Regions from separate parts of the Homo sapiens genome. Here region 1 is linked to region 2. Evidence: chromatin loops called from intact Hi-C (ENCODE). Cell type or tissue: HepG2. All regions are shown on one strand. Each heading gives the region's core, and the rest is flanking DNA. Links, peaks and the distances in the headings are about the cores only.

What was found. A loop is a pair of places that touch in the nucleus more often than their neighbours do. Peaks named below come from ENCODE experiments on the same cell type or tissue, not always from the same donor. Only the 100,000 strongest peaks of a DNase experiment are listed, where the experiment ranks them.
Region 1: it touches region 2 in a loop (4-fold over the local background); 3 of 110 quality-filtered maps call a loop at or near these places.

Annotation. Positions count from the first base shown.
Region 1 is chr1:207,453,219-207,456,137 of GRCh38, reverse strand. CR2 (complement C3d receptor 2) reads right to left here and starts at 1,810. Exons shown (of 20, transcript NM_001006658.3): 1 at 1,662-1,810. The coding sequence starts at 1,719. RefSeq lists silencers at 1,252-1,361, 1,742-1,971. In HepG2, for the core only: no CTCF peak of the experiment used is centred there; no DNase peak of the experiment used is centred there; H3K4me3 peaks cover 375 bases; H3K27me3 peaks cover 2,137 bases.
Region 2 is chr1:207,393,218-207,396,136 of GRCh38, reverse strand. No RefSeq gene overlaps it. Among named protein-coding and RNA genes, the nearest start is that of CR2, 60 kb to the left of the region's middle. In HepG2, for the core only: no CTCF peak of the experiment used is centred there; no DNase peak of the experiment used is centred there.

The DNA.
Region 1 (2,919 bases), core at 96-2,595, 60 kb before region 2:
CCAGATTTTCTTCCACTGGAGGCCTTTTAGATTTTTGAACAATGGAGTGAAATAATGAAAATATATATATTTCTTAATTTTTTGTTTTCATAATTGGAAAGTGACCTATAGGTCACTCTTTAACCTTTCCAATCATAAGAACCAAAATCTCTTAAAAGAGATGAGGTTGTTACACAGGTAATTATAATGCTTAGGATGGGAATACTGGTACAAAAATGAGAAATGGACAAACAACAGAAGCACAGTAGCTTGAATGGCTGATAGGTAGACCTGGTATTTCATGGGGCTCCAGTTAAGTGACCTACATGATGCTGCTGCTGTGGCCCTGAATTGGCAGGACTGGTGAAGAATTTGATTTTCAGTTGATAATATCCTCTTTGAAATTTAGAAATAGGTGAGAAGTCAGGGACGTACTCTGCTCTTAGAAAAAGTGTGAATATACATTTGTTCAAAGGGAGTTAATATGCAGAAAAAGAAAAGAGATGAAGATAATGGTCTGGAGAAAGGTTTAAGGGTCAGGAGACAGTAAAATGTCAGGAAAGCAAAAAGTTGTAATAAACTAATATGTGCTGTATTCCAGACACCTCAATAAGCTGGATGTCCATAGAAACAATTGGACACCCAGCTTGTTAGCTTAAATGCTGGCTCCATAAAATCAAGTCTGTACAGGAGGCTTATTACTGATATTTAGTAGTAACGACTAACATCCAACTTTCTTTGCTTAGTTTCATCTGTGCTCAGGGCAGCTCAGTGAGGTGGAAGGCCAGTTAATCACTAGTTTCATTTTACAGATGAAGAAACTGAAGATCAGGGAGCTAAATGACTTGCCAAAAGTCACCCAGTTATTGAGGTCTGCACACAGTAAACGTCTTATAAACTAGGAATGCACGGTACCGTGGAGATAATTAGAAACTTAGACCCATCCTGTAGCCAAGAGACGCTAATCTTAATTATAATCTTTCTTTAAAATCAAGCCAATCTGGAGGAAAAAAAGATATAATAAACGGTGAATGAGACCTTTGCGGACGTCCACACCATTACAGTAGGTTAATAACAAGAAGAAAACAATAGTTTTAATCCATGTCTCAAAAATAACTACGGATGGTTAATGTTTAGGATCTCTACCAATATCACATTAGAGTTCAGAAAATCTGAGACCCATGCTTGGGAACCAGGTCTTACTCTTATTTAGGGAAGGGAGCCGAGGTTCTGCCGCTTTTGCTGGGCAAGAGCGCGGTTCGGGTGTACAGAAACAGCCTCACGTGGCTAGCTGGTGCCTCATGCAGTGGGTAGGTTTCCCGTGGCGAGCGGTAGCGCTGACCGCCGGCCAGAGAGCGATGAGCACCTGCAGAATCCTGGGGGCGGGGAGCCCGGCAGGAGACCGCGAGCACCCGCACGCCGCCAGCCACACCGGGCCGACCAGACAGCGCCCCTCTGTGGCGCAGCCTCCAATTCTGGAGGTCCCAGCTCCCGGAGGGGCCAGTGGGGACAATCAGGACCAGGCGGTTTATTGCAGTGGTCCCTCAAAGCTAGCGGGAGGCGGACACGCGTCGAGCACTGCCCCCACCGTCTCGCTTTTGGCCCCCTGCTTTGCATCGCGGCACAGAAACTTTCCCTGCCCGGGACGCGTCCCCACCTCCGTGCTCCCCCTCCCAGCTCACCGAGGACCCCCGGTGCGACGAGAGCCAAGAAAACCCCGAGCAGGCCCGCGGCGCCCATGCCACGGCCGAAGCCCCCGCGGCGGGATGCGTTCCGAGACCCGCGAGCGTCCGGCAGCTCTGGGAGGGCAAGGCTGGAGCAGCAAGCAGCTGTGAGCCAGGAGAGGCGGGCCCTTAAATAGTGTCCGGCACACGTGCTAGTTCTGAGCGCACACCTGCAGGCGGCCTGGGGGCTGACGCGGCGCCGGTGAGGGTGGGACAAGCGGGAGGGACGGCCCGGCACGAGGTGGGCGGGGAGCTCTGAGCCACTCTTTGGCTCAGACTCACCCCTCGTTGCGGTGGCTTCCCCACTTTTTTGACCACGCAACCCACTACACTCACTTGTTTCTCTTACTAGAACTTAAACAAAACTTTCACAAGTTAGTACTCACCCTTAGTAATCTACAATGTTCGTCCTCTGTGCCATGCTGTGTTATGCTAGACTAGGCTAGGCTATCCTATTCTTATTAGAAATCCACCAAACTCATTTCAAAACCTATTAGTGGATTCATCTCCCAGTTTGAAAAAGCAGTGTAAGTTTACTTAGGGAATTTAGGAACAGCAGCCACTTCTGCTCTGTTCTTTATTTTGAAGTAATCTCTACAGAAAAGTTTCAAGAGTACTGCAGAGAATTCCCATATACTTGTCACCCAGATTCTCTGCATGTTAACATTTTGCTGTATTTTCTTTACCATTCTCTATTCTTTCTCTATAGACATATATGTACATATATGTGATTATATAATTATAATTATATAATTATTACTTTGGAACCATCTAGCATTTATTCCTATTCTAAATGGTTCACTAAGGACTTTCTGTTCCATAACTAGAGTGCAATGATCAAAAATAAGAACTTAACATTGACACAAGACTATAAGCTACCATCTGTATTTAAATTTTGACAATCATCTCAATAACCTGTGTTATGGTAAAAACAATAACAACAATAGAAACCAACCTTTGTTTTTCCTGGTCCAGAATCATTTCAGGATCATGTATTGTGTTTGATCATTATGCCTTCCCCCCACCCCCAGTTCTTTATTCTGGAAAAATGTCCTCAGCATTTTTGGTATTGCATGACCTTTACATTTTTGACGAATACACCACAATTATTTTTGGAGAATGACTTTTAAGTCCGTTATCTATTATAATAACAAATTACCCTGAAGGTAGTGGTGTAAAGCAAGAATAAACATTTATGATCTCACAGTTTCTGTGG
Region 2 (2,919 bases), core at 188-2,687:
CCACCTCCGTGGGCTCATTTCACTCCCTGCTAATCCCTGAGACAATCAGCCACCTGCCTTCTGACAGGCCACTGAACACACCCATCTTCCTTCTGCCTCTGGCTTCTGCATTTGCCATTTGACCTGCTGTGATTCCGATGCCCTAAGGAGTTCTGCAAGATGTCGGAGGAATGTACCTTTCTTGCATTTGAATTAGCAAGGAGAAAGAGAGTGTAAAAACCCAGAGTTCCGAATCCTGAGAAAGGCATTTTATGTATGAGTGAGAGTTCAGTTCATTAAAATAACTCAAATTTTATATTAAAAAAACAGATGATACTCTGTAGATCTGTAGCCATTTGCTGGCTACCTACATGCATTTCTACTTGAATCATATTTGCTTTATTCAGTTAACAAAATCAGTTAATTCTGTATTTATGAAATGGTGTATTCCTTTGGGTCTGGATTTCTTTCTTCCCCCAAATACTTCAACTGTTTTCAATCTGAGCACAAATAGAAAACAGTGATATGTCTATGTCATCCTGGGATAAATGGGAAGTATTTTGGCGCCCCTATTTGAGGCTTGATGAAAAGAATTCATTATGTTAAAAATATCATATAGCCATTATTTTTAAAAAACATGAATTAGGAAAGGCCTCATATATTGAATTATATAAAATTTCCAAAGATTTTTAAAATTTTAAATGAGAAGCATCAGTGTTATCACTTATGTAGAGTTTTATATAACTTTTTCTTTGCTTTGCGTAGCAAAAGGAAAATAAGCTTTACTTTTTAGAGTAGTTTTAGGTACACAGCAAAATTGAGCAGAAGTTACAGAGAGTTTCCATGTATTCCCTGCCCCTATACATCCATAGCCTTCCTTATTATCAACATTCTCCACCAGAGTGGTACATTAGTTCCAATCAATGAACCTACATGGACGTATCATTATTACTCAAAGTCCACAGTTTATATTAGGGTTGATTCTTGGTGTTGTACAGTCTATGGATTTGGACAAATGTGTAATGACATGTGAGCCTCTTATCTACATGACAACAGCTAATGATCCAACAAAACCATGCAAACCAGATAGTAAACCCAAGCCCTTCGTTATAGTACTATCACATTGAGTAGTTTCACTGCCCTAAAAATCCTCTGTGCTCTGCCTATTCATTCTACCTCCTGATTCCGAACAACATCTGACCCTTTTGCTGTCTCCATAGTTTTGCCTTTTCCAAAATGTCATATACTTGGAATCATAAGCATGTAGCCTTTTCAAATTGGCGTCTTTAAATTAATGAAGTTTCCTCAATGTCTTTTCATGGCTTGGTAACTCATTTCTCCCTTCCTTCCTTTTTTTCTTTTTCTTTCTTTTTTTTTTTTAACCATTCTTGAATTAATGCATAAGGAACATGTGAAGTTTGTGAAAATCAGAAATGGTTGAAAAGCAACATTTTTGCTCATTAGTTGATAGAAAAAAAACCCTTCATTTCAAAGATTTGGATCCATTTACCACGCTGCGCATTTCTTAAGCACTGAATAATATTTCATTGTCTGGATGTCCCAAAGTTTATCCATTCACCTACTGAAAAACATTTTAGTTGCTTCCAAGTTTTGATGATTATGAATAAAGCTGCTTGTGGCTGACTGCCACAATTACTTCTTGAAACTGTCACTACAACAGTTACTACTGTTATTACTTGAGACCGTCAAGACTGAATGAAGACAGACGAACGTAGAAATGAAAACTTAAGACAAAAGAAACTGTTTTAGGCCGGGCGTGGTGGCTCATGCCTGTAATCCCAGCACTTTGGGAGGCCCAGGCGAGTGGATCACGAGGTCAAGAGATCGAGAGCATTCTGGCTAACATGGTGAAACCCCGTCTCCACTAAAAATACAAAAAATTAGATGGGCGTGGTGGTGGGCGCCTATAGTCCCAGCTACTCGGGAGACTGAGGCAGGAGAATGGCGTGAACCTGGGAGGCGGAGCTTGCAGTGAGCCGAGTTCGCGCCACTGCACTCCAGCCTGGGCGACAGAGCGAGACTCCATCTCAAAAAAAAAAAAAAAAAGCAAAACTGTTTTAAAGGCAGGGGTCAGAGGAAGAAGAAGAGAGCTCCCAGCTTCTAGTGAGCAAAGGCAGCAACCCTGAGCTTTCTATAGCCCTTCTTATTTATTGGGTAGCAAGAGCAGGGAGGAGAAGGTAACGATTGGTCAGCTGCTTAATTGATCACAGGTTCATGTTATTACTAACAGACTTCAGATGTACTTAATCACAAGATTAGGGGCGTGACTGCCTTCAGCATTCCTTCTGGGTGGCATATGCAGTTTGTCAGTTTGCCAACATTCTGCATTTATGAGAAACAGTTTGCTGCTTACTCATACAGCCTCCAGTGGCATACTGAGTTGATCACAACCCTCATTCTTTCCGCCTCCAACAGCTGCTGCTATAAACATTTGTATGCAAGTTTTTGTGTGGATATAAGTTTTCACTCCTTTGGGTAAATACGAATGAACACAATTGCTGGATTGTTTGGTTTTGCAAGAGATTGCCAAACTATATTCCAAAGTGGCTGTACCACTTTTCATTCCCATCAACAATAAATGAGAGTTTCTGTTGCTCCACATCGTCGTCAGCATTTGGTGTTATCAGTGTTCGGGATTTCGGCCATTCTCATAGGTGTGCAATGACAACTCCTTGTGTGATTTTGCATTTTCCTAAGGACATATGATGTGGAGCATCTTTTCACATGCTTATTTGCCATCTGTATTTATTCTCTGGTAAAGCATTTGGTAAGGCCTTTGGCTTGTTTTTGGTAAGTCATGCTCTCATTTTCATTTAGTTCAAAATATTTTAAAATTTCCCTTGAGATGTCTTTTTTTTTTTTTTTTTGCTCTTTTATTTTTGTCTTTGCTGTGTTACTTAGAGGTGTGTTGTTTAATCT